Regions from separate parts of the Homo sapiens genome. Here region 1 is linked to region 2. A link is an interaction called in ENCODE POLR2A ChIA-PET data of the cell type or tissue named here. Cell type or tissue: IMR-90. All regions are shown on one strand. Links, peaks and the distances in the headings refer to the core of each region. The heading gives the core; the rest is flanking DNA. Region 1 overlaps NAALADL2 (N-acetylated alpha-linked acidic dipeptidase like 2). Region 2 has its middle 67 kb from the start of MIR7977.

Evidence for each region. ChIA-PET counts read pairs that join two places held together with the same protein. Peaks named below come from ENCODE experiments on the same cell type or tissue, not always from the same donor. Only the 100,000 strongest peaks of a DNase experiment are listed, where the experiment ranks them.
Region 1: POLR2A ChIA-PET joins it to region 2 with 12 read pairs; 2 of 35 experiments call an interaction of 5 or more read pairs at or near these places.

Annotation. Positions count from the first base shown.
Region 1 is chr3:174,997,600-175,014,330 of GRCh38, reverse strand. The region is part of intron 1 of NAALADL2 (N-acetylated alpha-linked acidic dipeptidase like 2); the gene reads right to left. Among named protein-coding and RNA genes, the nearest start is that of NAALADL2-AS3, 110 kb to the left of the region's middle. In IMR-90, for the core only: no CTCF peak of the experiment used is centred there; a DNase peak (open chromatin) is centred at 11,400; H3K27ac peaks cover 1,933 bases.
Region 2 is chr3:176,439,521-176,456,251 of GRCh38, reverse strand. No RefSeq gene overlaps it. Among named protein-coding and RNA genes, the nearest start is that of MIR7977, 67 kb to the left of the region's middle. In IMR-90, for the core only: no CTCF peak of the experiment used is centred there; no DNase peak of the experiment used is centred there.

The DNA.
Region 1 (16,731 bases), core at 3,601-11,600, 1.4 Mb after region 2:
GGTAGGTGTTGTAGTTTTCAGTATAGTTGCCAGGGAAGGAAGCAAGGATATAAGAGAGTAACCCATACAGATACCTAACAGAACGCATCACTGGCAGAAGCAACATCACGGGCAAAGACCTAGAGGTGACGGCATACCTGTCCTGTGTGAGGAGCAGTAGGAAGAATAATCATAGAAGATGAGGTTGGAAAGATAATATGGACACCCGCCATTACACGTTTGTGTGTGTGTTTGTAATCATGTACAGCCCTGGTGGCTACTGTAAAAGTTAAATGACTTGCTTAATAGCACCCCTGGCAAATGACAGAGGTCGGATTTTAACCTGGATGTTAGTTTCTGATCCAGTTTTATTAGAGTGTGACCCTATGACTGATGCAATGCATGCACCTTAAATATCCTAAGATCGAGGTTTAAATGCTGCTATGCCTCAGCTTCTGACAAATTATTATTATACATTTGGTTCTGAGGACCAATCAAAACTTAAGGAATGAAAATCAGCACATGCGAGAGGAAGGAATTTAAGAAAACCTCCCCTGGTCCCAAAGAGCTGGGTCTTACGAGACCAGGAGAGTTGTATATAAAGAAGGGCCGCTTCTGGATGGACTAGAAAGTCAGAAAACATTCAGGGGTGTGGTTCAAATTCTTGAAGAATTTTCTCAAATGGAACATTTAATCAAGAGAGCTATCATAAGAATTAGGCAATTTATTAATTCATTAATCAAACAAATTTGTGGCCTGGTACAGTGGTTCATTCCTATAATCCCAGCCCTTTGGGAGGCTGAGGAGGACAAATCACATGAGGCCAGGAGTTCAAGAGCAGCATGGACAACATGGCAAAATCTTTTCTCTACTAAAACTATAAAAATTAGCTGGGCGTGGTGGTGCATGCCTGTAATCCCAGCTACCTGAGAGGCTTAGGCATAAGAATCACTTGAACCCAGGAGGTGGAGGTTTCAATGAGCCGAGATCACACCACTGCACTCCAGCCTGGACAACAGAGCAAGACCCTGTCTCAAAAAAAAAAAAAAATATATATATATATATATATATATGTATATATATAAAAATATATGTATATTATATATTTTATATATGTGTTTATATTTATATATAAATATATATTATATATTTATGTATATATATTTATATATAAATATGTATTACATATTTATATATAAATATGTATTACATATTTATATATAAATATGTATATTTATATATAAATATGTATATTTATATATAAATATGTATTACATATTTATATATATGTGTATATATTTATGTATATATTATATATTTATATATATTTATATATTATATATGTACATATATATGTATATATATTTTTGTGTATATATATATACACACACATCTAGGCTATATTGGACAAAAGTAATATAAAATGTATACATCTGTTTCTACATTTACAAAGTGGTTTTGTTTCTGAAATGTTGGAGATTATACAAATATGTTTAAATGAAAACCGATTTTCTTATATTTAACAGGAAGAACATCTTTAGAATAGAGCTTGGCAAACTTTCCTGTAAAGGGCTGGGTACTTATGCTTTGAGGCTTTGCAAGGCAAGTGTTCCCCGTCACAACTACTCAATTTCCACTGTAGTGTGAAAGCAGCCATGGACAATACTAAATGCATAGGCATGGCTGTGCACTTTACTTACAAAAACAGGTGGTGGGCCAGATTTGGCCTGAGGGCTGTAATTTTTCAACATTATTCTAGAAGGATAAAAATATAATGTCCGTAACACGTTAATATCAAAAATAAAAAAATTATTTTACTGAAGATAGTAACTACATGCAATGACAATTCAGGAGTAAACATTTTCATTTCTCAATTAATTTATGGGCCAGGCACGGTGGCTCACACCTGTAATCCCAACAATTTGGGAGGCCGTTGTGGGCGGATCACCTGAGGTCAGGAGTTCGAGACCAGCCTGGCTAACACGGTGAAACTCCGTCTCTACTAAAAATAAAAAAAATATTAGCCAGGCCTGGTGGCATATACCTGTAATCCCACCTACTCAGGAGGCTGAGGCAGGAGAATCCCTTGAACCCGGGAGGTGGAGGTTGCAGTGAGCCCAGACTGGGCCATTGCACTCCAGTTTGGGCAACAGGAGCAAATCTCCATCTCAGATAAATAAATAAATAAAATAATTCACAATGCCTCAAAGAATCTTAGCTTACAATACTGTCCACGTTCTCTCAGTTGTCTCCCGTATAGGGAATTTTGCTTGGAGAAACTCAGCATGCCCAAACTTAACACATTCATTAATTTTGCTGGCATTGCCATACATTCTTTCTCTTGTGCTTTTCCTAAAGATTAGGTTTTTGCAATGAAACTGATAACCTTCTTATTGACTGTAATGGCGATAGCTTTTTACAGTTTTTGCATGCTTTAACATGTTTCCCAATTATAATACTACTTAATTTTATTAAATTAACAATCCTTAATAATCCCACCCTGATTCACAGAAGAGTCTTAGGATATCAAGATAGTCTGCTGGGAGAAAACTGGAGGGAACATAACTTAGTAATACACTCAAAATGGCTTGAGATTTGGGTCTCTTGGCACATAGCACGCCTTGGGGCCTCTGCTGTCCTCATGTATTAGTTAGGACCTTCTTGTCTACAACTACCATCCAGCCAACTCAGACCTCAAAAAGCCAAAGAGAAAACTTTTAGAAGGATACTGAGGTGTTTCAGTGAACAATTAAGCTGAGCTATAGGCCAGAATGGAATAAGGCTTCAGACTCAACTGGAGCTACAAACTTGAACACCATCATTTCTCCAACTCTCTTCTCTGCTTACCTGAATATTGGCTTTACTATTCTCTTTTGCTATATATCACATTTGTCTGTAGACGATAGAAAAGAAAGTTGCTGAGACTCTGAATTTTTACATGGAAAGTGGTCCAGTGACCAACAAGCTGGGTCAATGATTACACATTATATTACAACTTCAAGCTTCAAAACTTGGAATAATCAGAATTAGTCTCTCTCTCTCTCTCTCTCTCTCTCTCTCTCTCTCTCTCTGTCTCTCTGTCTCTCTCCCTCTCTCTCTGTCTCTCTCCCTCTCTCTGTGGCTGAATCTGTAAGATCATGTTAGAAGCCCTTCTGTGGGCCCCTCAACTATGGCCAAGAGAATAGAGCTATGTACAAATATGGCTGCCCCAAATTATGGATCAAGGAGGAAAAAAGTCAGTTTCTGGAAGAATGAGAGGTGAGTTATGCAGTAAATTATAAAACAGTGCAAATCCCAAGAGCCAAGACATTTTGGTAGAAGTCAAAATCTAGTAATTCTGATAGGAGTACCTAGATTTATTTTTTAAAGATGGTAATCTCTTTATTACTTTATACCAAACATTGTGCAATGTAATTGTCCATAATTTGGAAAGTGTTGATCATGTAGATTATATGTGAGAAACAAGTAAAAAATGCAGAATCTAGTAGAATGTTACAGCTATGAACTGTCTGAGAGCTATGAACTATCCTGTACAGACTATACTCTCGCTTTATGATACTAGACTATACAAGCAGACAAGGTCCTGCTAAGGCTAGAATAGACAGCTCAGATAAAGGATGCCAATGGAAGCACCAAATCATTTCACTAAAAGACATAGGCAAGAAGATCTCATCAGCAAAACTATTTCACATTTCTCTTTCAGTTGGCCCAAAACTGTTTGATGGGTGAATCCATGACTTCAAACAAACAAACAAAAACCATTGTGTTTCTCCATTTTTACCCTGTGAGATAAACATTCCTTAATTTCAGAGAGAAAATAGACCACTTAACAAAGTTATATTAAGATAATTTTGCTGCCAAAACAAACATTTGGAAGCAGTAACACAGAAGCAAGATGGTGATCCCTGAACCTGTGATGAGAACAGACTAGAGATGCCAAATGAAGGTCAAGTGCTTTAAGGCTCTTAGAAAGTGATGTTCTCTAAGCAAAATATTTCCCAGTGTACACTTATCCCTTTGAAAGATGTGCCATAATTGGCTTTGAGTAAATAAAAATAAAGCTAAATACTTTTAGGCCATATGGCTGTTATTTAAATTTTACTTGATTTGGACTATAGATAGCCAAAAAGATCATTCCTTCACTCCCTTAGTTTATCTGAGGGAATGAAAATTAAAAGCAACATTATTGGCCAAGTTAAAACTGTGTGTTATATAATATTAGATTATAATAATATTTTGTGTGGAGTTAATCAAGATCCACCCCACAATTATAAACACACCAATTTGAATCACTGCTCTTTGCCATTGGGAGTGGTATTAAATTCCAGTCAATTAAACATGCTCATCCTTGTGTGATTAAGCTCATAGTCAAGAAACATCATAGCAAGCAAGTCAATTACTTCAGCGTGATTTTGTTAACATTTATTTGTTTCATTTCTTTCATTACATAATATTATATAAATATATTATTTTGATAAAAACTAATAAGTAAACTCGGCATAAATGTAAAAATCAAGAAATGCTGCTTATGTTGTAACCAGACCTAGATTTTGCATTTAAAAATTAGCTAATCAATATTCCTATTGAATTTTTGGCATATATGAATTAAATAACTAAGAAAGTATTTTGTGACTATCCAGTGAGGGTCCAATGTCTTCATCTAGAAGCAAGGAAACTTAATCAAAATAACATAAACCCATGTTACTAACCAACAGTCTAGAGGTAAATAAGAGTTAATTGATATTTTCATATAGCATCTGCAGATATCATTTTAACTTCTTCCAAAGGCAGCAGAGTAAATTCTTTTCTTTAGAAAGATCAAAATAGTTACATGGGTAATAATACATAATTTGTCAAATCAGCATATACTCTTACTGCTCAATGATTACATCACTTGGTCCCTGTTTTTACTTCTTTGGATTAGAAAACATGGCTTTCGTTTATGGTGGCGTGTTAACCATGTTAACATTTTAATATATATAATGATTGTATGTGGCATTTTCATCCTTTGGGCAATTGTCTCACAATAATTAAGTACTAAATTTACTATACACTGATAAACACTAATGAAAATTGTTTGCTCCTCTGTCCTTACTCTACCCTCTAGGATAGTGGTTCTCAGATTAATGTGGACCAGCAGCATTAGCATCATCTGAGAACGTGTTAGAAATGAAAATTCTTATCCCCTATCCCAATCTGAATCAGAGATTTGGGAGTGAGGCCCAACAAGCTATATTTTAATAAGCTCTCCACGTGGTTCTGAAACAGCCAAAGTTTAAAACTACTGCTCTAGAAAGATAAAATTTATCATTAGCAAATGGTCATCATCAGATTGATTTTACATATTAGATGAATATGATTAAAATGTTACATTTAGATTTGTCTTTTTTCACAAAAGACTTATTTTTAAGGAATAAGATAAACATACAGCATTTATTTAAAACAAAACAACCTTTCCTTTGCATCTTACTGAACTTAGGGTACTCGGTTTGCTCACTGTATGGAATATAATTTTCTAGTATCTCTTTACAAAAAATGATGGCTGGACCAAACATGGAACTGCAAGGAATCCTAGAAGGTTGATTACCTCCAAACCCTAGCCTACCCTATAACCTGCCTTACCCTATAACGTTGTAGGGTATATTACCCTATAGCCTAGAACATGAAGGTCAAGTTCCTCAAAATTGAACACAAAGCCACCACCACTGCAAGATCTGGTTTTGCCTGGGCCAGTGGTAAATTGGGAGCTTATGTGATTCTCTTTACTTAGTATAAGAAACTTCTGCCTGAATTACTGGTCCCAAAGTTGGCCTGGGGTCAGGCCTCTTGAAATCTGAGGACTCATTACAGGAGTCCCTCCTTATCCTCCGTTTCCTTTCCCACAGTTTTAGTTAAGTGTGGTAGAACACAGTCCAGAAATATTAAATGGAAAACTCCAGAAATCAATTTGTAAATTTTATTTTGTTTTTTAGAAACGAGGTCTCACTCGGCCACCCAGGCTGAGGTGCAGTGGCATGATCATAGCTCACTGCAGTCTCGAACTCCTGCGCTCAAGCAATCCTGCCTTAGCCTCCCGAGTAGCCAGGAGGAAAGATGTGCACCACCATGGCAGGCTTATTTATTTTTCAATTTTTTTTGTATAGAAGTGTTCTCACTATGTTGGCTAGGCTGGTCTCAAACTCCTGGCCTTAATTGATCCTCTCACCTCAGCTTCCCAAAATGCTGGGATTATAGGCATGAGAGACTGCACCCAGGGCAAGCATTTGTAAATTTTAAATTCTGTGTTATTCTGAATAGTGTAATGAAATCTCAAGCCATCCTGTCCAATCCTACCCGGGAAATGAATCATCTCTTTGCCCAATGTATCTACATTGTATATGCTACCCCGTCGCTAGTTACTTAGAAGCCCTCTCAGTTATCAGATCGATGGTGGCTGTGGTGCGGTGCTTGAGTTCAAGTAATCTTTATTTAACAATGGACCCAAAGCATAACAGTAGTGACGATGGTATATTGTCATAATTATTCTATTTTATTATAGTACTGTTGTTCATCTCTTTCTATGCCTAATTTATAAATTAAACCTTTTCGTAGTATAAATTAAATATTTTTGTAGGTATGTACCTATAAAGAAGAAACAGTATATATTTGGGTTCCATCCTATCTGAGGTTTCAGGCATCCACTGGGGTCTTGGAATGTATCCCCCAAGGATAAGCAGGACATACGCTACTTCTCAAGTTTAGCCAATAATCTGAAAGTCTTTAGGAAATGTTTCTAAAATGAAGTTTCTCAAATTTCATTCCAGACATACTAAATCTATAGCCCCAGGGGCCTTCTTTCTGATGGTTAGCCAGAAACCATTTTTAGACCTCACAAAAAATGAACTAGGATATTCACCAGAGATCTCTTTATCTTCCCAACTCTACTCCCATGCCTGAAGATAGCCCATGTGGTTGTTCTTCCTTCAGGGTTTTCTACCTAAGTCAGCCTCACATATTCTCCTATAGCCTACTGGTAAATCTATTTTCAACACAACTGCAACCATTTCTCCCAGCTATTCTGGCTTAAAAAATCCTACTTACTTCTAAAGTCTCCATCTGATACTTGTTAATTAACCCAAAATTTACTAGCACTACAATAGGTTATATACACATCACTTCCTTTTCTGGCCTTTAGAGTAGCTTTTTTTTTTTTTTTTTTTTTATCCTATAAAAGAAATTAATTAGGCATGTGCAAGGCTTGGGAAAGGGAAGAACCATCACAGAATGTTTAATTTGCATTCATAGATTATTTACTTACCTTTAGAATCTAGTTTTCTATTAAGATAATGAGCTATGAATAAGGTTAATTTTGCAATTATTGTGATTAAATTGAAATAGGAATTTTACAATGACAAAATTAAGTGTCAAAAATCAAAGACTTATAAAGGAACTTGTATACTCCTCCTTACAAAGCTATATACGTATAAGAATGCATAAGTCATACGCTCACAACATCCAAAAAGAAAAGGCTCAACAAAAGTATGTCCAAATATGTGTTGGGTTTTACTGAATGTAAATATAATAATAATTTGACAAAGGAACTTTTCAATATTTCAGAAACTACATCCTATCTTTCAGTGAAAATATCTGTTCAACTGACTTAGAGGTGGCTGTTAAAAACCTCAAGGGCCCTATACACTTAGCAGAAAAACAATTTTTTTTTTCTGCTTTCCTCCTACCTCGAACTCCCTATCACAAGAAACTATGTTGTATAAGAAGAAAAAAAAGAAACAAGAAAAAAAAATACTTGCACCAGCTATAACTGCATTTAGAAGTAGGTTTAAAGAGCTTGAAAAGGTTCTGGAGTAAACAACATTCTGCATAACTTTGACAGAAAGACACACAGGTAACTTTAGATAATGTTCCAATCAAATGAATCATTCAAAGAGTATTTACTGCACATCTGTTATTTGTACAGTTCTGGGTATGGTAAGACATATAAAATATATTGGCTGCATTAAGGAAAGTATAGTATATAGAAACAAGAATTACTTACAAAGAAAGGGAATAACAAAAGAACACTCCACCTCCAAAATAAGGCATCTGAGGTTGTGAGAGTGGTGAAAGTGCCAGACGACAGAGGAGATAATTATCAGAATGACTGGAGTCCTCTTGGAAAGCTTCATAGAAATGGGGGATTTTAGGTGGGCCTTTAAGAGCTTCAAGGTCTCAAACAGGCCTAGTCAAGGGAAAAGGCATTCCAGGTGGGAACCATAAGGAACAGGTGATAATGATCAGGAACCTGGCAAGCTTGAAGCACAGATTTCATTTCAGTTCAATAGGAGGTATTTAAGGCTGTTACCGCGCACATCGTAACCACAGTAAATATTTCAAAGTATATTGGAAACATATTTACTGCTTTTAGACAAACGCTGTTGCAACATCTTACAAATTAACTTAGGAAGCATGATTTTTAAATATTCTGAAGATGGCTGATAGCAGCAATATTATTTCCAAATAAGCCCAAAGTCTGCTTTAAAGCCAAAGCAAAAAAGCAACTTTTTGATCTCTTAAATCTAAAATAAAACAAAGTATGTACACCCCGATTAATTTATTTATAACTTTTTAAAAAATATTTTCCAAATTGTTATATTTGTCTCAGATGGATGTTTAATCAATAGATGCTGTGAAAGTATCCACTCAACATTCAGTCACATTTCATAATATAGGAGTGTTTTGGAAGAGAGTTTCTCTTCTTCTCTTCTATGCCCCTTATACTTTGCATTTGTGTAGACTACAGACCTTACAATATTTTATTGTTTATTTATTCCTTTAACAAATATTTACTGAGCTCCTAGTATGTTTCAGGGACTTAAAACACATCAGGGAGCCAGACAAATGTGATCCCTTTTCACAAGGAGGTTCGACATTGAGAGGAAGGCAGATTGAAAGTAAAAATAAAAATAGGTTATTATAAAGTGTAGTCAGCAGTATGAAGGAAACCAGCATAGGGGTGAAATACAGTCAACACTTAGTGAGGTGCTGTTTGCACTGGACCTGAATTGCTGTCATTTATATTCCTGGCTTGACCACTTTCTAGCTTATTTGACCTTGAATAAGTTATTAACCTTTATCTGCTCAGCTGCTTCACTTGAAAATTGGGGATAATAATAGTATCTATCCCATAGGATTTTTCTGAATATTAAATGATTTAAAATGTAAATTACTTAGAACAATGCCGGGCATATAGTGAAAACATAGAAATAACAACTGACAGTATAATTTCTATAACCTTTTCATTACACTCAAGCAATACTTTAGCAAGAGGAAGTACCTATTCCAAATACATTTCATTTTACTCGTTTTCTGTTTTTCAGGTGCCACAGAGGAGGAATTTTGAAACAGTAATTTACCATTGTCACAATTTTATATACAGATTGAGTATCTCTTATCTGAAGTGCTTGGGACCAAAAACGTTTTGGATTTTGGATTTTTTTTTTTTGATTTTGGAATATTTGCATATACACAATAGAGATAGATGGGATCCAAGTCTAAACAAGAACTGCATTTATGTTTCATATATACCTTATACACATAACCTGAAGATAATGATATCAATATTTTAAATAATTTTATGCATGAAACAAAGTTATTATACATTGAACCATCAGAAATCAAAAGTGTCACTATCTGAGCCACTTACGTGGACAACTTGTGGTTGTTTGGCATTACCATCATTCATGACTCTGAATTCATATACTACCGATAAGCAATTATTTTCTTATACTTCCTCACACGTAAAAATATGACATACCATTAATACCAATAAAAAATAAGAAAAAATAATGTGTTTGAGGTAACTAGCACAGTAGCATCCCCACAATACCTGAATTAGCTGTTAAACAAACGCCACACACTCGCAAAAACTGGTAGCTTTTCAGTCTCTACCTATGATACTGTTTTTGGCTTTTTTTTTTTTTTTTTTTTTTTTTTTTTGAAATAGTCTCACTCTGTCACCCAGGCTGGAGTGTAGAGGCGTGAACATGGCTCACTGTGGCCTCGACCTCCTAAGCTCAAGCTCCCATGTGGCTGAGACCACAAGCATGCATCACCACACCCAGCTAATTATTTATTTATTTATTTACTTACTTACTTATTTTTAATAGAGATAGCATCTCACTTTGTTTCCCAGGATGTTCTCAAACACCTGGGCTCAAATGAGCCTCCTGCCTTGGCCTCCCAGTGCTGGGATTACAGGCATTAGCTACCATTCCTGGCCAATGCTATGTTTCGATTAAAAGGTTACTGTACACTCTGTGTGTTTCTTAGGTGAGAAGAAACATGAGAAGCAGGTGAGGGTCCTGGAACTGGGTCCACTAGGGAGGAGTAAGCATCCTGCTGGATGGCTTTTTAAAATGTTTCCTCCAGTCATCTGTCTCATTGTTGTTTTCTGTCTTCGAAGTCTCTTTTGAACTTTATAAGCTGACAGATGGCTTGTTCTGTTGTGAATGCACACTGCTCTAGTCCTTCAGCAAGCCCATTACACATTTTCACCATGTTGTCTATAGGCACTTCTTCTGCAGTGTTAATGATGTCATCTTCATAGTCACTATTATGATAACTTTGATTCAGAACTATTTCACTACTGATCGGTGAATGAACAACTGCAGCCTAATTGCTTCTTCCATATCTATTTCTTCCAGTTTACTGAAGGACTCTGAAGGTATATTTTTTTTCATATGTAATGAGATCAGACACAATTTTTTTCTTATTTAACTTATGGAATGCCTCAAAGTCATCATTACCACTGAGCGTAGTGGTAGGCCAGAGGTTGTACGTGGCATGTATTATACAACTGCATCTTTAGTCACTGTTTCTGAATGTCAATTTCATACATAACATTCTTCATGCTAAATGCCTTTTGAAAACCTCTCACACCTATGCCTCTGTTTATTGCTGCTAGCATGCTGCTCAAGAAAGTGCTTTTATATTAAGTATTTACTTTTTTGTTGTTTTTTGTAGAGACATGGTCTCACCACACAACTCAGGCAGGTCTCGAACTCCTGGCCTCCAGTGATTATCCTGCCTCAGTCTCTTGAAGCACAGGGATTACATGTGTGAACCACAGTGCCCAACCTAGATCTACTCTTACTGCTGTAAGTATACCCTGGACACATCGTTGAATTAATGAAGTCACATTTGGAGGAAAGTACATGGCATAAACATTTTTTAATGAGAATTTCAGCTGGAGGATGAGCAGAAAAGTGTCAAGAGGTAAAAAAGTCTTGCAGATATCATCCAGTACAGCTTCTCTACAGTGAGCACTGGTGACTAATACAAATGTTTATGAAACTAATCAGAAAAGATGTCCCTTGTAATCTTTGCATTTTTGTGAGCATAACAGTAGACTCATAAAACATTCACTCCATGGAAAGAGTGAGGATGCAAGGTTTTGCCTGTCACGCAAGTTTATACTTATACATGCCTGCTGCATTACCACATCCCAGCACAGTTATTCTGTCCTTGGCATCCTTAATTCCTGTAGGAAACTGTTTCATCAGCTGTAGTTAGTGTCTTTCCAGGGCAATAATACCAAAACAGTGATGTTTCTTTAGCATTGTAGACATGTTCTTGCATCAGATTTTCATCAGTGATGACCCTGGCAAACTTGTCGATGAATTTCTCTGCTGCTTCATGATCAGCAGAGATTCTTTATTACAACAAATCTTTAAATATGTAATGCTGTGTCTTTTCTTAAATTTCTGCAACCAGCCTGTTGAATATTCACAGTTCCCTTCCATTTTCAGCTCATTGTGAGAGATCTTTGCTTGTTTCATGACCAGCATATCATTAAGTGGCATGGGTTCACTGCAACGGTGATGGATTTGCTCTTTCAATACACGATCGAGATCTTCATTTTTAGCTTTAAGGAGTGTTTTTCTATTTTTCATTAACTTCTCTTCATCACTTTTATTATGGAACTTCAACGGTTCATCCTTTTGCTTTTTAGGTCATATATAGTGGTCATTCGAACAATATAATCTTCTATAAGATGTTTCTCACTTGCTCCACCACTGTCTAGTTTCTGACTTTCTGCGCTATACATAAAACAAATGCTTCTTCTTTTTCTTGACACTGTTACCCATAGGGGTATCTGCAAGTCTTTGTGACCTTTTCAACAATATCTTTACACATAGAGCAGGGAATAAGCAAAAACAACAATAACAAAAAAAAGTACCTAAATTTTTTTTAGGTAATGGGCAATGCACATAGGTCTTGGCTCCACATGGGACGTATCATGGGAAACTTGCCCTTAGTGCATGTGGCCTGCACACATGCCATTTTATTACCTATTTTGGGCATGCTTGCATAGGGAAATTTAAGTGTGCACAGAAAAGATACATTGTAGCTGAAGGAGACTGGAAGAGTCTATTGTTTTCCTTGGCCACCCACTAAAGAAACTGTTGTAGGCATGTGTTTTGACTGTAACATAATACATGAGGGCAGGTGTTTAATTTTCCACTTGTGGCATCAGATTGGCACTAAAAAAGTTTTAGATTTGGGGTTTTCAGCTTAGGATGCTCAACCTGTACTATATTCTGATGAACAAATTTACAGTTGAAAATAAATTGCTGAGCATCTGATTTTTTTTTCACGTGGAATAATTTTCTTTTGCAGAATAATAGGCACAGAAATGAACACCCAAGACTGAGCTTACATAATTGAGTTTAAGAAAGTTCCAGGGTATTACGAAAAACAAGGAATGAACAGATAAGTAAATGGTCAAGAAAAGAGTTATCTGGACTCCCAAAAGAATGAAATAACTCAGATTGGCAAAAGGAGTTATTCAGCTTTACCTTCATATTAGGAAAGCCTATTTAAACCAAGAAAAATATGCCCAAATGAGAATCCTTTACACCAATCAGAAGTGGAGCAGAATAGAGCTCCTTAAATCTGAATGTGTGAATCACCTGGGAAATTATATTAAAATGTAGATTCTGATTCATGAGATCTGGAGTGAGCCCCAAGATGGGGCAAGGATACTTTGCTACTCAAAATGTAAACAGATGAGCAGCACTAGCATTACCTAAGAGCTTGTCAGAAATACAGATTCCCAGGCTCTAGACCTACTGAATCAGAGTCTGAATCAGGATTTTGCTCACATGATCTGCAAGTAATTCTTATGAACATTGAAATTTGAAAAGCACTGGAATCAAGGAACTGGGGGCTACTGACATAGTGGCCAAATTGTCCGGGTTGGACTGGAACCTTCCTCATTTTAGCACTGAAAGTCTCCTGTCTGGGAAACCCCTCACTTCCAAACAAACCATGACAGGTTAATTGGCCACCCTAGCTATGGATCCCATAAATGGGACTGGAGTTTTCTGCGCATGCCGCAGTGTTTTAAAGGTCATTTCTGTGATATAGTACAATTAACATATTGCTTCCTGTCTTCTGCTAGCTGTGCAGTCTTCAACAAACCACTTGGCCTCTCTAAGGTCAAGTTTCTATATATGTAAAAAGAAAATAATATTTACCTCTCATGGTAGTTTTAAGGATTAAGTGAGTTATAATATACTTGAGCATGCTCTGCATACAAAAACATTTTTAAATGGTTGGTGTTAATATTGATGCACAGTTCTTATAAAATAAGTGACTGAAATCTGATTTTAGTACTTTAAGCATGACTAATTAAGATTATGGATTCCAGCTTCAAATCAGTATAGGAAAGAAAAAATAACGAGAAGAAAACAGAGAGTAAGGAAGAAAGAATAAAGTATGTGTGATGGAAAGGGTAAATAGGTTAAAGGTCCAGTCCCAGTAGCAGGCACCAGTTACTTGGTTGGCATACACTGGAGGTTGGTATGGCTTCACCACGTTAATTCTTTTATTTATCATGTATGGCTACTCTTGAGCCACCCTGAAAGACTTGAGTACTCGTGACAGAAATTGTATGCCCAGCAAAGTTGAAAATATTTACTATCTGGCCCTTCACAGAAAAGTTTGCCAACCCCTGCTCTATAGAATATTAGCAAAGCTTCAAAAAGAATCATATGGTTTATTCAGGCTGAGCATAGACTTGCATATACTTCTATTGCAGTAGCACACTGTACTGACATTATGCAATTATTGATCGGTCTTTCTTAGGTGAACTGAATGTTCCTCAAGGACAAGAATCATGTCTTATTTCTCTTTTTGTCTCCAGAGCCTAACAAAGAACCTGGTTCATAAAAGGTGGTCAATAAATGAATGTTAAATTGAACTGAGCTACTAGCTGAAGTTTATTTATATTTTAGATTTAAGGCAGATCAGTGAACTGGAGAATTAATTTACATTTCTTTTAATAGACACTAGATCCTTCTGATTTCTTAGTTAAAAGCTAATTTACTATTATTACTTTTTTCAAATATACCTATCTGGCACACCAAGAAAAGGTAATTAAGACTAAAACTAGAAGTTCTCCATTTGGAGTAAGAAAGTATTGTTGTATCCGCCTGCAAAGTCTAATAAAGCCCACAAAGCAAAATTTTTATATATATGTTTATCTATGTTTATGTAGTTTAATAACTTTAATATTGAGAAGTTTAATAACTTTAATATTGAAAAATGTCTGTGTCCAAAGTTTGAACAGTCTCAGTTAACATTACATATGCACTTTCAGTAGTTAATTAGCCAATGCTACTGCAACTACTTATCAGGTACAATTCAGGACTTACAACTGTATTTAGCATTCCACAAACATCTCTTACCCTCAATTAAATTCTTTGCTATTTTGATAAAGCTACCATACTGTTTTAATATCAGAGAATAATGTGGACAGTGGCACTAATTAAGGGGTTAGCCTATGAATAACTGATGGATTTATGAAAAGCACCGTAAGAAATATGCTTTCTTCAGTAAATTGGAGTACACAAAAGCTAATACAGTTCAAATAAATCTAATAAATGTCAAGGCCAAGGTTTCTTAAGAAAAGCATGTACATTACAGAAAGACAATTCTAAAAATAAATATTTATAGAAGAAATTGAAAAATATTCACCTTTTAAACATACAATTTTCCCCCTATTAGCTGCTATCATTAGCCTGCTTTTAAATGTTAAAAAAGTAAACTTAATTTTGGAAAACTTTTATAATGCAAGACCAATGGACTGGGGAAAAATACTTTACATTTATGTTAAATTCCTAGATACAAAATAGAGCAGATGCATTATTAACAATGTTATTTTGTTCCACTTCTAAGTAAAGAAATATTAACAGTGCCCCCTAAATACTGGAAAACCAGTAGTAAATGTATCAATAACAATTGTGTTTACATTTTTATTTTTAAATTTTTAATTGCATGTTTTAGTCTTTTGCAGTCATCATAATGTCTTTATATTTCTCAGGCAGGATAATGCCACAGATATGAGATTTTCTGATAAAAGTTCAATATTTTTAAGGTTGATAGTTTTAATTCTTCTAATAGATGATTATTCTTCACTACTGCTAACAGATACAGATACAATTTAATGATACCACTATAAACTGGGTTTTAGCCATGACCTACATATGCAAATAGATTAAAATATAGGTTTTGCCTGGAATGGAGCAAATCATTCTTAAAAATATACATTTGTGGTCTCTCAGACATGGGAAAAATTCTGGCCTAAGATGAGTTTCCTATGTGCTGAAACAATGGCTCACTTTTAGGTACTATAAAAGAATCTGACTCAACATGCAGATTACTTCCAGGATTCACGTGAAAATTTGAAAGCTGAAAATGTGCAATGGTTACATGGATTTGAACATTAATGTAAAATGTATCAAGGTTATGATTAAGGTTCTATTGACCTGCCCCAAAATTTAGTGATGGAGGGCAATGAACTGCAGATCAGAAAACCTAAATTAAGCTCCAGGATTTATTTTCCATCAGTCTATCTACTGCAGACCCTTGAGGGAGTCTTCTCTTCTCGAACTTGAGTTTAAGAAGTGTTTGGCCCAAAAGGCAAATAAAATCTAAAATAATGTGTTCTCTGCAATTTGAGGCTTACAATAAAACCAGATATCTGTAAGTGTTTGGTGGGATGGGAATATGAGTTTCCAGTGAATAGATCACAAATGTTTGGCTGCCTCAGTTTCCCTAATGGTAAAATGAGATTATAATAGGGTATCCTTGTACACTGTCGTGAGGATCAAATGAATTCATACATAATGCACAAAGCATAATGCCTAACATAGAGGTAGTGCTAAATAAATGTTAGCTATTATAATTATAGAAAACAAATTAAGTAATTTGCTATATCCAGATACCCATTCACCTTTGTAGAAGATTAGAAATTACAATAAAAGAAGTGTCAGGATAATGCCATTCTCATTGACTAGAACTTTAATGATGCAAGAGTAAAAAACACGAAGGAAATCTTAATCTAAGGAAACATGGTTAAATACACTGTTCCTGTTGTCACCAATCTTTTTTGTTTTACTCTTTTATTTCTTCTTTGGTTTCTATTTATATCACCCTCTTTCTGTTGTTGTTGTTGTTGTTGTTGTTGTTGTTGTTTGCTTTTTGGTTTTTTTGAGACAGAGTTTTGCTCTTCTGCCCAGGCTGGAGTAAAGTGGAACAATCTTGGCTCACTGCAACCTCCTCTTCCCCGGGTTCAAGAGATTCTCCTGCCTCAGCCTCCTAAGTAACTAGGATTATACGTGTCCACCACCACACCCAGCTAATTTTTGTATTTTTAGTAGAAACAATGTTTCACCAGGCTGGTCTTGAACCCCTGATCTCAGGTGATCC
Region 2 (16,731 bases), core at 4,261-12,260:
TGTATGTGAAACACAGAAATCTAAGGAAGACTTAACCATCCAACAGAGAGTAGGATATGAAAAGAGAAATAGAATAAAAAGAATGGTAAACAAAAATATAAAAAGATTGGACAAATAAGGGTTCACAATTATCTGTAATCATAAGATATGTTAATGTACTAAACGATTACATATAAACTACTAGTTATTGTATAAATAATATATCTATTTAAGAATTACATAAGTAAAATTCAGACAAGCATAGCTTATAAAAATGCTTAGGCTGGGCACAGTGTCTCACACCTGAAATCCCAGCATTTTGGGAGGCCGAGGCAGGCAGATCACCAGAAGTCAGAAGTTCCAGACCAGCCTGGCCAACATGGTGAAACCCCGTCACTACTAAAAATACAAAAATTAGCTGGGCATGCTGGTGTGTAACTGTAATCCCAGCTACTTGGAATGCTGAGGCACAAGAAACACTTGAACCCGGGTTGCAGTGAGTTGAGATTGCACCACTGCACTCCAGCCTGGGTGACAGAGTGAGACTCTGTCTCAAAAAAAAAAAAATGCTTAAAGTAGTACAGAAAAGTTGAAAATAAATAAATAAATATACTATAATACACCAACCAACATGCTGTTGGTATAGCAATATTAACATCAAACAAAAATTTTCAGGAAAAAACCTTAGGGTTGGAGAGAAATTTTGCAAAATCAGAAAAGGAAAAACAAAAGATATTACAATACTGAACTTGCATGAACACATTTTTCTTTTGAAATTTATATAGCAAAACTAAAAAGATTTACAAGTATAATCTCAATGACATTTTAAAATATCTGTCCGAGAAACTAAATGTATTAAACATATAATATTAGTGAGCATTTAGACTACTTGAATTAAACAGATACAATTGGTTAATTGGATGTCATAGATCTAAAAAATAAAGATCATGTATTCTTTTTAAGCAAAAACAGAAAACTTAACAAAAATTGACCATATCACAATGTGAGAGATCATATAAGTGCAAATTACTATATTTACAGATGCAACAATATGGTCGTATTTTAGATAAAAGTAAAGTATTTGATCAAATTCAAAACATGTTAAACATAAATTCCTTTAGCACTTGCTGTGTGATGGGCACTTTTCTAGGCACTGAGGACGCTAAATAAGTGAAGCAAAATCTCTGCCCTTATATACACTACAGTATAATGTATTTTTCTTCTACATAGAAAAATAAAGGAGGAAAGAACTGAGGATGTGTGCCTTTGCATAAATGTGTGCACTATTTTAGATATTTTAGATGGTATGGTCAAGGACTGTCTTTTTGAAGAGATAACAATCATGCTGATACCTGAATGGGGGGAGAAATAATTCATGAGAAAATCTGGGGGAAGAGGGTTTCAGGCAGAGAGAACACCAATAACAAAGGCTAACTGAAAACTATTTGACTTGATCAAGGAACAACAAAGAAAGCATCGTATATGGGCCAGATTGAGAGAAGCAGAGAGAGGTAGATGATGAGGTCAGATCATGTAGAGCCTCAAAGGTCATGATAAACATTTAGATTAAAATTTGCATCTGGTGGAAAGCTGTTGGATAAATTTGAGAGGAATGACATCAAATATTATGCATTTTTAAAACATTACTCTGCTTGCTGTCAAAATGGATTCTCATGCAAAGACAGCAGGAAAGAGGTTATCGTAGTTGAATTGAGAGATGGTAGTGGCTGTCTAAGTCAGTTGGGGTGAAAGTGACTATGTTATGGTTTTAAAGGTAGGGCTCATTGAATTTGCCAGTAAGTTGGATGTGACAAATATAGGAAAGAGAAGAGTCTGGAATAACTCCTAGGTTTGGACCTGAGTCTCTGTGTAAATGCTGGTGTCATTTATTGGGACAAGGAAGTTTAGGAGAGGAGCAGAGTTGGGGAAGGAGAGCAAGACTCTGTTTTAGGCACATTAAGTTGGAGATGACTGGGCTAAATAGGAACAGCTCCAGTCTACAGCTCCCAGCGTGAGCGACGCAGAAGATGGGTGATTTCTGCGTTTCCAACTGAGGTACCGGGTTCTCACTGGGGAGTGTCAGACAGTGGGTGAAAGACAGTGGGTGCAGTGCACCATGTGTGAGCTGAAGCAGGGTGAGGCATCGCCTCACCTGGGAAGTGCAAGGGATCATGGAATTCCCTTTCCTAGTCAAAGAAAGGGGTGACAGACGGTACCTGGAAAATCGGGTCACTCCCACCCTAATACTGTGCTTTTCCAGTGGGCTTATCAAATGGCACACCAGGAGATTATATCCTGCACCTGGCTCGGAGGGTCCTACGCCCACGGAGCCTCGCTCATTGTTAGCACAGCAGTCTGAGATCAAACTGCAAGGCGGCAGCGAGGCTGGGGGAGGGGCGCCTGCCATTGCCCAGGGTTGAGTAGATAAACAAAGTGGCTGGGAAGCTTGAACTGGGTGGAGCCCACCAGAGCTCAAGGAGGCCTGACTGCCTGCCTCAGTAGGCTCCACCTCTGGGGGCAGGGCACAGACAAACAAAAGACAGCAATAACCTCTGCAGACTTAAATGTCCCTGTCTGACAGCTTTGAAGAGAGTAGTGGTTCTCCCAGCATGCAGCTTGAAATCTGAGAACGGGCAGACTGCCTCCTCAAGTGGGTCCCTGACCCCCGAGTAGCGTAACTGGGAGGCACCCCCCAGTAGGGGTGGACTGAAACCTCACACAGCCGGGTACTCCTCTGAGACAAAACTTCCAGAGGAATAATCAGGCAGCAGCACTTGCGGTTCACCAATATCCGCTGTTCTGCAGCCACCACTGCTGATACCCAGGCAAACAGGGTCTGGAGTGGACCTCCAGTAAACTCCAACAGACCTGCAGCTGAGGGTCCTGACTGTTAGAAGGAAAACTAACAAACAGAAAGGACATCCACACCAAAAACCCATCTGTACGTCACCATCATCAAAGACCAAAGGTAGATAAAACCACAAAGATGGGGAAAAAACAGAGCAGAAAAACCGGAAACTCTAAAAATCAGAGCACCTCTCCTCCTCCAAAGGAACACAGCCCCTCACCAGCAATGGAACAAAGATGGACGGAGAATGACTTTGACTAGTTGAGAGAGGAAGGCTTCAGAAGATCAAACTATGCCAAGCTAAAGGAGGACGTTCAAACCAATGGCAAAGAAGTTAAAAACCTTGAAAAAAGATTAGATGAATGGCTAACTAGAATAACCAATGTAGAGAAGTCCTTAAAGGACCTGATGGAGCTGAAAACCATGGCACGAGAACTACATGATGAATGCTCAAGCTTCAGTAGCTGATTCGATCAACTGGAAGAAAGGGTATCAGTGATGGAAGATCAAATGAATGAAATGAAGCAAGAAGAGAAGTTTAGAGAAAAAAGAATAAAAAGAAATGAACAAAGCCTCCAAGAAATATGGGACTATGTGAAAATACCAAATCTACGTCTGATTGGTGTACCAGAAAGTGACGAGGAGAATGGAACCAAGTTGGAAAACACTCTGCAGGATAATATCCAGGAGAACTTCCCCAACCTAGCAAGGCAAGCCAACATTCAAATTCAGGGAATACAGAGAACACCACAAAGATACTCCTTAAGAAGAGCAACTCCAAGACACATAATTGTCAGATTTGCCAAAGTTGAAATGAAGGAAAAAATGTTAAGGGCAGCCAGAGAGAAAGGTCAGGTTACCCACAAAGGGAAGCCCATCAGACTAACAGCTGATCTCTCGGCAGAAACTCTACAAGCCAGAAGAGAGTGGGGGCCAATATTCAACATTCTTAAAGAAAAGAATTTTCAACCCAGAATTTTTCATATCCAGCCAAACGAAGCTTCATAAGTGAAGGAGAAATAAAACCCTTTACAGTAAAGCAAATGCTGAGAGATTTTGTCACCACCAGGCCTGCCATACAAGAGCTCCTGAAGGAAGCACTAAACATGGAAAGGAACAACCAGTACCAGCCACTGCAAAAACATGCCAAATTGTAAAGACTAGGAAGAAACTGCATCAACTAATGAGCAAAATAACCAGCTAACATCATAATGACAGGATCAAATTCACACATAACAATATTAACCTTAAATGTAAATGGGCTAAATGCTCCAATTAAAAGACACAGACTGGCAAAGTGGATAAAGAGTCAAGTCCCATCAGTGTGCTATATTCAGGAAACCCATCTCACGTGCAGAGACACACATAGGCTCAAAATAAAGGGATGGAGGAAGATCTACCAAGCAAATGGAAAACAAAAAAAGGCAGGGGTTGCAATCCTAGTCTCTGATAAAACAGACTTTAAACCAACAAAGATCAAAAGAGACAAAGAAGGCCATTACATAATGGTAAAGGGATCAATTCAACAAGAAGAGCTAACTATCCTAAATATATATGCACCCAATACAGGAGCACCCAGATTCATAAAGCAAGTCCTTAGAGACCTACAAAGAGACTTAGACTCCCACACAATAATAATGGGAGACTTTAACACACCCTGTCAACATTAGACAGATCAACGAGACAGAAAGTTAACGAGGATATCCAGGAATTGAATTCAGCTCTGCACCAAGCAGACCTAATAGACATCTACACAACTCTCTACCCCAAATTAACAGAATATACATTCTTGTCAGCACCACACCACACCTATTCCAAAATTGACCACATAGTTGGAAGTAAAGCACTCCTCAGCAAATGTAAAAGAACAGAAATTATAACAAACTGTCTCTCAGACCACAGTGCAATCAAACTAGAACTCAGGATTAAGAAACTCACTCAAAACCGCTCAACTACATGGAAACTGAACAACCTGTTCCTGAATGACTACTGGGTACATAATGAAATGAAGGCAGAAATGAAGATGTTCTTTGAAACCAATGAGAACAAAGACACAACATACCAGAATCTCTGGGACACATTTAAAGCAGTGTGTAGAGGGAAATTTATAGCACTAAATGCCCACAAGAGAAAGCAGGAAAGATCTAAAATTAACACCCTAACATTACAATCAAAAGAAATAGAGAAGCAAGAGCAAACACATTGAAAAGCTAGCAGAAGGCAAGAAATAACTAAGATCAGAGCAGAACTGAAGGAAATAGAGACACAAAAAGCCCTTCAAAAAATCAATGAATCCAGGAGCTGGTTTTTTGAAAAGATCAACAAAATTGATAGACCTCTAGCAAGACTAATAAACAAGAAAAGAGAGAAGAATCAAATAGATGCCAAAAAAAAAATGATAAAGGGGATAACACCACTGATCCCACAAAAACACAAACTACCATCAGAGAATACTATCAACACCTCTACACAAATAAACTAGAAAATCTAGAAGAGATGGATAAATTCCTCGACACATACACCCTCCCAACACTAAACCAGGAAGAAATTGAATTTCTTAATAGACCAATAACAGGCTCTGAAATTGAGGCAATAATTAATAGCCTACCAATCAAAAAAAGTCCAGGAGCAGATGGATTCACAGCCAAATGCTACCAGAGGTACAAGGAGGAACTGGTACCATTCCTTCTGAAACTATTCCAATCAATAGAAAAAGAGGGAATCCTCCCTAACTCATTTTATGAGGCCAGCATCATCCTGATACCAAAGCCTGGCAGAGACACAACAAAAAAAGAGAATTTTAGGCCAATATCCCCAATGAACATCGATGCAAAAATCCTCAATAAAATACTGGCAAACCGAATCCAGCAGCACATCAAAAAGCTTATCCACCATAATCAAGTGGGCTTCATCCCTGGGATGCAAGGCTGGTTCAACATATGCAAATCAATAAATGTAATCCAGCATATAAACAGAACCAAAGACAAAAACCACATGATTATCTCAATAGGTGCAGAAAAGGCCTTCGACAAATTTCAACAGCACTTCATGCTAAAAACTCTCAATAAATTAGGTATTGATGGGACGTATCTCAAAATAATAAGAGCTATCTATGACAAACCCACAGCCAATATCATACTGAATGGGCAAAAACTGGAAGCATTCCCTTTGAAAACTGGCACAAGACAGGGATGCCCTCTCTCACCACTCCTATTCAAAAAAGTATTGGAAGTTCTGGCCAGGGCAATCAGGCAGGAGAAAGAAATAAAAGTTATTCAATTAAGAAAAGAGGAAGTCAAATTGTCCCTGTTTGCAGATGACATGATTGTATATCTAGAAAACCCCATCATCTTAGCCCAAAATCTCAAGCTGATAAGCAACTGCAGCAAAGTCTCAGGATGCAAAATCAATGTACAAAAATCGCAAGCATTCTTATACACCAATAACAGACAAACAGAGAGCCAAATCATGAGTGAACTCCCATTCACAATTGCTTCAAAGAGAATAAAATACCTAGGAATCCAACTTACAAGGGATGTGAAGGACCTCTTCAAGGAGAACTACAAACCACTGCTCAACGAAATAAAAGAGGACACAAACAAATGGAAGAACATTCCATGCTCATGGATAGGAAGAATCAATATCATGAAAATGGCCATACTGCCCAAGGTAATTTATAGATTCAGTGCCATCCCCATCAAGCTACCAATGACTTTCTTCACAGAATTGGAAAAAAACTACTTTAAAGTTCATATGGAACCAAAAAAGAGCCTGCATTGCCAAGTCAATCCTAAGCCAAAAGAACAAAGCTGGACAAAGCTGGAGGCATCACGCTGCCTGACTTCAAACTATACTACACGGCTACAGTAACCAAAACAGCATGGTACTGGTACCAAAACAGAGATATAGACCAATGGAACAGAACAGAGCCCTCCGAAATAATCAGAACAGAGCCCTCAGAAATAATACCACACATCTACCACTATCCGATCTTTGACAAACCTGACAAAAACAAGAAATGGGGAAAGGATTCCCTACTTAACAAATGGTGCTGGGAAAACTGGCTAGCCATATGTAGAAAGCTGAAACTGGATCCCTTCCTTACACCTTATACAAAAATTAATTCAAGATGGATTAAAGATATAAATGTTAGACCTAAAACCATAAAAACCCTAGAAGAAAACCTAGGCAATACCATTCAGGACATAGGCATGGGCAAAGACTTCATGTCTAAAACACCAAAAGCAATGGCAACAAAAGCCAAAATTGACAAATGGGATCTAATTAAACTAAAGAGCTTCTGCACAGCAAAAGAAACTACCATCAGAGTGAACAGGCAACCTACAGAATGGGAGAAAATTTTTGCAATCTACTCATCTGACAAAGGGCTAATATCCAGAATCTACAAAGAACTCACACAAATTTACAAGAAAAAAAAAACCCATCAACAAGTGGGCGAAGGATATGAACAGACACTTCTCAAAAGAAGGCATTTGTGCAGCCAATAGACACGTGAAAAAATGCTCATCATCACTGGCCATCAGAGAAATGCAAATCAAAACCACAATGAGATATCATCTCACACCAGTTAGAATGGCGATCATTAAAATGTCAGGAAACAACAGGTGTTGGAGAGGATGTGGAGAAATAGGAACACTTTTACACTGTTGGTGGGACTGTAAACTAGTTCCACCATTGTGGTAGACAGTGTGGCGATTCCTCAGGGATCTAGAACTAGAAATACCATTTGAGCCAGCCATCCCATTACTGGGTATATACTCAAAGGAATATAAATCATGCTGCTATAAAGACACATGCACACGTAATGTTTATTGTGGCACTACTCACAATAGCAAAGACTTGGAACCAACCCAAATGTCCAACAATGATAGACTGGATTAACAAAATGTGGCACATATACACCATGGAATACTATGTAGCCATAAAAAATGATGAGTTCATGTCTTTTGTAGGGACATGGATGAAGCTGGAAACCATCATTCTCAGCAAACTATCACAAGGACACAAAACCAAACACCGCATGTTCTCACTCATAGCTGGGAATTGAACAATGAGAGCACTTGGACACAGGAAGGGGAACATCACACATCGGGGCCTGTTGTGGGGTGGGGGGAGAGGGAAGGGACAGCATTAGGAGATATACGTAATGTAAATGATGAGTTAATGGGTGTAGCACACCAACATGGCACATGTATACATATGTAACAAACCTGCACATTGTGCATATGTACCCTAGAACTTAAAGTATTTTATATATATATCTATATATATAAAAGTTTGAGATGACTATTAAATATCCAAGGGGAGGTGCTGAGTAGGAAATTTGTTATAAATCCTAGAAAATAAAGACTAGGTAGGGACTTCCCCTACCTTACAAATGGCCCCTGCCAATCAGCAAATATCATATACCCAGTCAAACAGCATCATTTCTATCTAAGTAGCAACAGTTAAAAGGCCTCATGTTACTATTTCTCTTTAGCATATTTATAAAGACAATTTCTAACCAATGCTACTGCTAACCAATACTACTGCATATAAAATTTTAGATATGAGGTATAAGTATTAGAAAGAAACAGATAAAATTATAGTCTTTTCTTTTTTTTTTTGAGATGAGGGCTCACTCTGTCACCCAGATTTGAATGCTATGATGTGATCTTGGCTCACTCCAACCCCCGCCTCTTAGGTTCAAGCAATTCTCCCACCTCAGCCTCCCAAGTAGCTGGGATCACAGATGTGTGCCACCATGCCCAGCTAATTTTTTGTATTTTTGGTAGAGAGGGTGTTTCACCATGTTCCTCTGGCTGGTCTTATCTTAGACTCCTGGGCTCAGGCACTCCACCCTCCTCGGCCTCCGGCATAATCCACCACACCCAGCAAGTCGTTGACACATGATATGTTTTTATACATGTAAAAATCCAAGGAAACTCTTAGGAAAACTATTACTATTAATAATAATTTAGTACATTTTACTCAATAGCAATTCTATTGCTTTCCTATTGCTGCTATAGCAAATTACCACAAATTTAGTGCCTCAAAACAACACAAATATATTACTTTACAGTTCTGTAGGTCAGAACTCTGAAATGGATCTCCATTTTCAAATCCAGCAGCGTAACACCTTCCAACGTCTCTCTAACTTTCACTCTTCTATTATTCTCTTCCACTAAGAAAGACCCTTTTATTGTGTTGGTCTACTGGGATATTTCAGGATAATCTCATCATATCCAGGCCAGCTAATTAGTAGCTTAATTTTATGCACAGCCTTAATTCTCCTTTGCCTTAGAATCTAATATATTCACAGATTCTGGAGAATTAAGATGTTGATATTTTTGAGGGAGTGTTATATCATTGGTCACACCAATCATCAAAACTAAAATGATTATTTCTCCTATCAATAATCATAATTTAAAAATGTAACAGTAATAGACACTTTATAAGAAGAGTATGGTTTATTTGATATCAAGGAAGAAATCTAATAAATATTGTGCAGATAGTTACAAACCATTATTGAAGGACATGAAGGAAGGCCTGAATAAATAAAAAAATACCATATTCATGGTAGATAAGACATCATAAATACGTCAGTCTTCCTCAAATAAACCTATACATTTATTAAATTCTAAATAAGAAAATTGATTTCAAATACAATAAAAAGATTCAAGGATGGCCACGAAAATCATAAAAGAGGTGAGGCTTACCATACATCAACACTTGTTGTATCAGAATTAAAACAATATGGTTTTGGTACAGAAGAAAAAAGTACATTAATGGAACAAAGCAGGTAATAATAAAAATGACCTAAGAACATACAAGAACTTGGTGTATGGTAGAATTGGCAGTATGGATCAGGGGAAATCTTTAGGCATAAACTGAATATAACTGCTGACTAATACTTAAAATAAGAGGCCAACCATGTCATTTTGAAGACATTTATTTGTAGGTGCCAATATAGAGTGAGTCAAGATATATGAAATAGAATGAAACACACCAAATTGTTGCCGTTGGGAAATGGTAGAGGGGAGAAGGGTGGGGTTGGGAAGTGCATGGGAGGAAAAACACCAGAAAATTTAATTTTAAATGTTAATTTTTAAATTGTTCAATAAACAAAATATTTGAAGCAAAAATGGAAAATATGAAAATGTGTTTACTGTAGTTGAGTGGTAGTAAGAAACCCCTATAATTTTCTGTATTTTAAACTATTTAATAGAGAAAGAGCAAAAAATGCTTCTTAAGCCTCAGAAATATATAATTTACTCTGCCAAAGGCCTTGGCAATGTAGGTTTTGAAAGCAAACTGTTCACTAAACTTTAAAAAAATAACCATGGTAACCACTGCACCATGCTACAAAGTGCTCAATGGACCTATTGTATTTGTCAGAAAACATAGGGATTTGGAATTATAAATGGGGTGTGGTAACATGAGTATCTTTCAAAAAAAATTAGCCTTCTCTTACTATTGTTAATTTTTAAATATTTTCTATTTTCAGGCCTAAAACTAATGGTATAAAGCAAAATGAGGTAGTAGTTGAAGGAATATCTGGAAACACTGTTGAAGCTTGTAGCCTATACCCCCTTATCAAGTGTTAAAAAGCAGTAGGATATAATCTCTGGATTTTCAGTATATTGCTCTATCACAGAAACTACTGCTGGATAATTCATGGAGACTGAGAAATAATGTATGTGTCCAAGAGAGGGAAAAGTAAAAAGATGCTGGTGAGTTTTCTTACTTTTGAAGGCTTTTCTCAGCTTTTTGTTGTTGTTGTTCTTGAAATTCTATCCCTTCTTTCATTTCTTTCTCTAAACAGATAGACTCTTTTGCTTATTTATTTGTCTTTAATAAATATTTTTGTGTACCAGCCTGCCCCAAGTTCTGTGCTAGGGATTAAAGTAAATAAAAACCAAAACCACTAAACCTATCCTAAGTTATTTACTGTTTTCTCATGTTTGGGAACACATCGAAGTAGTTACCACTTAATATCCACATAAAGATTTTAAATCACTAGGAAGCCTTCCTCTCAAGAAAAAGCAATCTACTAACTGAACGAACAAAATTCTGTACCATGTTAAAATGTATATGCCATATAGTGCCCAGCTCCTTTTGGGGTAGGTGCTATATAAAATCTTGCATTTCCTTAACACACTTTATTTACTGCTCACATGTAATTACATATTCAGGGTCACTTTGCCTACCAGACGCTGAGATACTCAAATACAGGGTCATGGCCTAGGTCTGATTATTCATTGCTATATAACCCCAGCACCTTACATAATTCTTGATGCATATTAGGTACCCAGTAAACATTTGCGGAGTAAATGAATGAATATTAGTGTGGTGATATATGTCTGAGGTGCCTGCATTACTCTGTTTCATACGTCCCCCTACAACGCCAAGTAACTTATTTCTAGAGAAAGATTCAAGGTGAATCATTACGAAAGAGCATCCCTAAATTGAGAATGTATAAAAAGAGATGCTCACACTGTAAATTTCCTTTTTATTAGTGCTTTTGGGGTTAATAACATTCTTGAATACATGATATTTTTACTTGCTCTTTTTTTTTTTTTTTTTTTTGAGATGGAGTCTCGCTCTGTCGCCCAGGCTGGAGTGCAGTGGTGCGATCTCGGCTCACTGCAAGCTCCGCCTCCCGGGTTCACGCCATTCTCCTGCCTCAGCCTCCTGAGTAGCTGGGACTACAGGCACCTGCCACCGCACCCGGCTAATTTTTTTCACGCCATTCTCCTGCCTCAGCCTCCTGAGTAGCTGGGACTACAGGCACCTGCCACCGCACCCGGCTAATTTTTTTCACGCCATTCTCCTGCCTCAGCCTCCCAAGTAGCTGGGACTACAGGCGCCCGCCACCACACCCGGCTAATTTTTTGTATTTTTAGTAGAGACGGGGTTTCACCGTGTTAGCCAAGATGGTCTCGATCTCCTGACCTCGTGATCCGCCCGCCTCGGCCTCCCAAAGTGCTGGGATTACAGGCGTGAGCCACCGCGCCCGGCCTACTTGCTCTTTAAAGTGAAGGGAATGTTAGTCTTAAAAAAATAGGCATGATGTATTTCCTAACAAATCTGTGCAATTATTTTATATATATTTACAATTTTATATCTAGGTTAGCATGTGGCAAGAACAGTTTTACCACGAAGGAGGTTTGGGTGATCCAGTACCCCTTGGCTTCAAAGTGTTTACCGAAGCCACAGGCATCTGAGATTACACAGCCACTCTTCGATGGCCAGGATGTAGCAAAGAATGCTCTCAGATGGAATTACTTTGCCATTCTTCATGGCATGGGCACTATTGCTTTGTGTCAGCTGTGAATTTTCTAAATTTACTGCTGTATCTTTTTTTCCTTCTTCTTCTCATCCTGTCTTTCCAGATTATCAGTACATCCTACTGGCTTTAGAGGAAATTTTGAATATTTCGTCTATTTTACTCTTTCCACTAACACTCTGGCCAAGGGCATCATCTTCCCTCTATTGGGACTTGCCCAGTAGACTTCCATTTGTTTTTCCAGTTTCCACTCTTGCTGCTACTGTCTGTTATTTATTAAGAAGCCACGACTTCTCCATGTGCTACAAGGTTGTATTAGGCCATTCTTGCATTGTTATAAAGAAATACCCAAGACTGGGTAATTTATAAGAAAAGAGTTTTTATTGGCTTATAGTTAGGCAGGCTGTATTGGAAGTGTAGTGTCCACATCTGCTTCTGGGAGGTCTTAGGGAGCTTTTACTGGTGGCAAAAGGTGAAGTGGGAGCTTGATGAGGGAACGTGCCACACATTTAAACAACCAGATCTCAAGAGAACTCACTCACTATGGCCAGGACAGCACCAAGCCATGAGGGATCCCTCCAGCATGGCCCAGTGTTTTAACCTGCTGCCATTTGAAGCATCCAGGTTGTTTCAGAATTTTGCTAATGCTTAATGACACTATTTTTGCCTATTGGAAAAATAGTTCCTATGTTAGATAGCTTCTTAGGTCTTGAACCCTGATCTTTTATCTTTTTAACAAAGTCTCTGCTAATGCTTTTGATATTAGTAGACATTTCCAAGTTTTTTTGTAATTATTTGTCATTAGGAGAACTTTAGAGAGCTAAAACCAATGATAAAGGACTATGAAACACAAAGTGTACAAAGGGACTGTTTGTAAAAGTAGTGAACAATGAAAACACATGAACACAGGAAGGGGAACAACAGACACTGAAGCCTGTCGGCAGGGGATGGGGGAGTGCAGGGGACAAGGAGAAGGAGAGCATTAGGAAAAATAGTTAATACATGCTAGGCTTAATACTTAGGTGATGGGTTGATAGGTGCAGCGAACCACCATGGCACATGTTTACCTATGTAACAAACCTGCACATCTTTCACATGTACCCTGTAACTTAAAATAAAATAAAAAATACCTCTATATATACCATGGAATACTATGCAGCCATCAAAAAGAACCAGATCATATCCTCTCCAGGGACATGGATGGAACTGAAGGCCATTATCCTTAGCAAACTAATGCAGGAAGAGAAAACTAAATACTGCATGTTCACACTTATATGTGGGTGCTAAATGATGAGAACACATGGACACATAGAAAGGAACAACAATGGGGCTTATCACAGGGTGGAGGTTGGGAGGAGGGAGATCAGGAAAAATAACTAATGGGTACTAGGCTTAATACGTGGGTGTTTAAATAATCTCTACAACAAACCCTCATGACAAAAGTTAACCTATGTAGCAAACCTGTACATGTACCCCTGAACTTAAAATAAAAGTTAAAAAAAAAAAAGAATGATGTCTCTGGAGCTAGATCTACATGGTTCAGATTCAGTCTGTCATACAGCCATTCTGTCAAATTGTTTGCATTCATTGTATCTTAAGTTTCCTCATCTGCAAATTAGAGATAACAGTTTCTACTTCTGTGGAATCATTGTAAAGATAAAATGAGTTGATCAGTGCAAGACATTTTTAACAGTGCCAGAAACATCATATTGCTGAACAATTGTTAGCTGTTATTTTTATTATAATGGCACAGTTATTATTAAAGGCCAGCATTTGTGAGAAAAATGTCTTATTAACATTTACACTTGGCTTATTGTTCAAAGTCATGCAGCATATTTTGGAAAGAAAAGCTCAACTTTGATATATCATATTTGCTAATTTTGGTCAACTTGTTTGCAAATTTCTCTTGAACAGAGAGAAAGAGAGAGAGAGAGAGAGAGAGAGAGAAGTAGTCAATGATTCATTTTAAGTAGTAATTTCACTTTGTTTTTCATCTTTAGGAGATAATCACCCACTCTGCTCCTGAAAGAAAACAACAACAAAACAACAACACTGGAAAACCACAAAATATAACTTGCTTTGCATAGAATTTGAATTTATTTTTCCATTCTATATTTTAAATTTATTGCAACAGCTTGTAATGCCTAACAAGGACATCTTTTGTAAAATTTCAATGAGTTAGGAAGTTTTTCTTTGTTGCTTTTAGTATGCAAATTGCCAAATTTAATGTCAGAAAATTAAAAACCTGCATCAAAACCAGAAAATAAAACCAACTGCAAGAAGAAAGTTGAATTGATAAGTAAACTTTTTAGAAGTTAAGTGTATGGTAAAAACATTACATTAAAAATGAAACATTTGCTTTAAATTACATTGTTTTTGCATGTCTATGATGCCTCTCTAAAAGACTATTGGTACTTATTTAAAAATTTATTTCAATCTAACTTCCTGTATTTAACACTTAACAACAGTGAATGCTTTTTATAAGCAGTTTTTTAGCAGATATACTTCGCAAATTTCAAGGTAACTTATTTTTTCTAATTTACCTTAAATTTAATTTTCTTTTGCAATTGAGTCTCTCCTTCTGAATTATGGAAATCTTTCATATTTTAGCAAAGCAACCTGCTTACTAAGATTTAAATTAAAGTGACATTTGCGTAGGGGTTTTAATTCAATAGATATATCAGTTTTTAATGGAAACATCAGTGCAATATTAACATCAGTGGAAGTGCGGACATTGCTGATTTTATTAATGCTATAAACATGTTTTCCCTAAATGAAGATCTTTCCATTTTCCATCTATTCATACTACTTGAAATAAAAATTTTTAAACATTTCTTCTGAAAGAAATATCATTCAACATATGTGTGACTATAAGTCAAATGTCAATGCATTGGCAAAGACTTGTTTAGTTCATTGTCCCATTATCTTCAGGGCACAGAGATGTACTATAAATAGTGATGCTGTGGTTGTGAATTGACTCCAAACAGTATCACTATCTAACACTTTTTATTAAAAATGCTAATTGTACAGCCTGGCCAATATGATGAAACCCTGTCTGTACTAAAAATACAAAAATTAGCCAGACATGGTGGTGCGTGCCTGTGGTCCCAGCTACTTTGGAGGCTGAGGCTAGAGAATCGCTTGAACCTGGGAAGTGGAGGTTGCAGTGAGCCAAGATCGTGCCACTGCACTCCAGCCTGGGTGACAGAACAAGACTCCATCTCAAGAAAAAAAAATGCTAATTGTAAATCTGTGTATTGAAACTATTGTATTACTCAACTATATAAGCGTTATTAATATTTTTCTTTTTTATTATTTTTAATTTTTTAAAAAAGCCGTCTCATGTGGCTTTACTCCACAGATGCTATTTCTTTTTTAAAAAAGTCTTACAAGTAAGTGATCTGAATAGTTACCTTTTTAAAATATTGCACAATACTCAGTCTATTCAATAGTTTGAATTACTACATTGAAAAGTTATTCAATCTACATCAGTCATAGTACTTGGCCATTGAGAAAGGAGCTTAGCCACAAATCACACAACCGCTATCAAATTGCATGCCCTGTATCCCAACTCATCAAGCTGTTTAGTGTCTGGTCTTTCTGATTAAGATCTAGTAGAAACTCAGGAATAGAACAGGCAAGATTTAACCCAAGCAGAGCATCCTGAATCAACCTAGTCAAGATTCAGGTCTCATTTACTTAACTTTCTTCTGTAATTTGGGCAGAGGAGGGTGGAACTGATGAAAGACACTTGATTCATGTCTGGACTGAACTTACACTACTTATTGTTTTCTACTCCTTGACTACTTATACAGCAGAGGCAGCCCTAAAGTCTAATGTTCCCAGAGGCAATTGACATATTTGATGGCATTTGGCCTAAGACACAGCATAAATAAAACCATGCTGACTTGTACTATATTAAAACCATAGAGAGAGAGAAAAAAATCAATGTTTCTCCAAATAGTAAAGGTTGAAACCCATGAAGGAAAAAACTAATATTATCCAACATTGAGTAAAGGCAACACAAACACTGTAAGTGTTTTAAAGTACTTTTATAGCTATAGATGCAAATAAATAGTTTTTAAAATATGTAGCAAGAGATTAGACTGCTAATTCTATAAGCTACCTAGTTACCTCGATTTCAGAAGACAGCAGTTAGGTAATGTAGTGCTAAAGTTGATTTGGTGAGTGCATGATACAGTAGTGTCAGCAAAAAAAGATCGATGTCAAAGTCATTGTAGAATCTCTGAGGAGTACACATGGATCAATATTTGTGTAAACCATAGACTTTCATCTTCTTGTAGGAGTCTTGTAAGAAAGTGAAGCCAGTTCTTCTGAGATGTTTTACCACTTTCCCAATGAATTGTAAATTATCACAGTCAAACAAAATACTAAAATGCTCCTTTTTTTTTTTCAACCTAAAGACCCTTGGAACATTAACTACCCTGGAAAATCATTAAACAAATAAAGCCCTCTTTGACTCTTAACAAAGTGGGCTTGAGTCAAGATCTATGTGCCTCAGGGCATGTTGACTATGCTGATACTGTGTGTACAAAGTGGGGCCAACCAGGAGCCATGAAACTAGTCAGTCCCAGTCCCATCTCCAAGTGGTGAT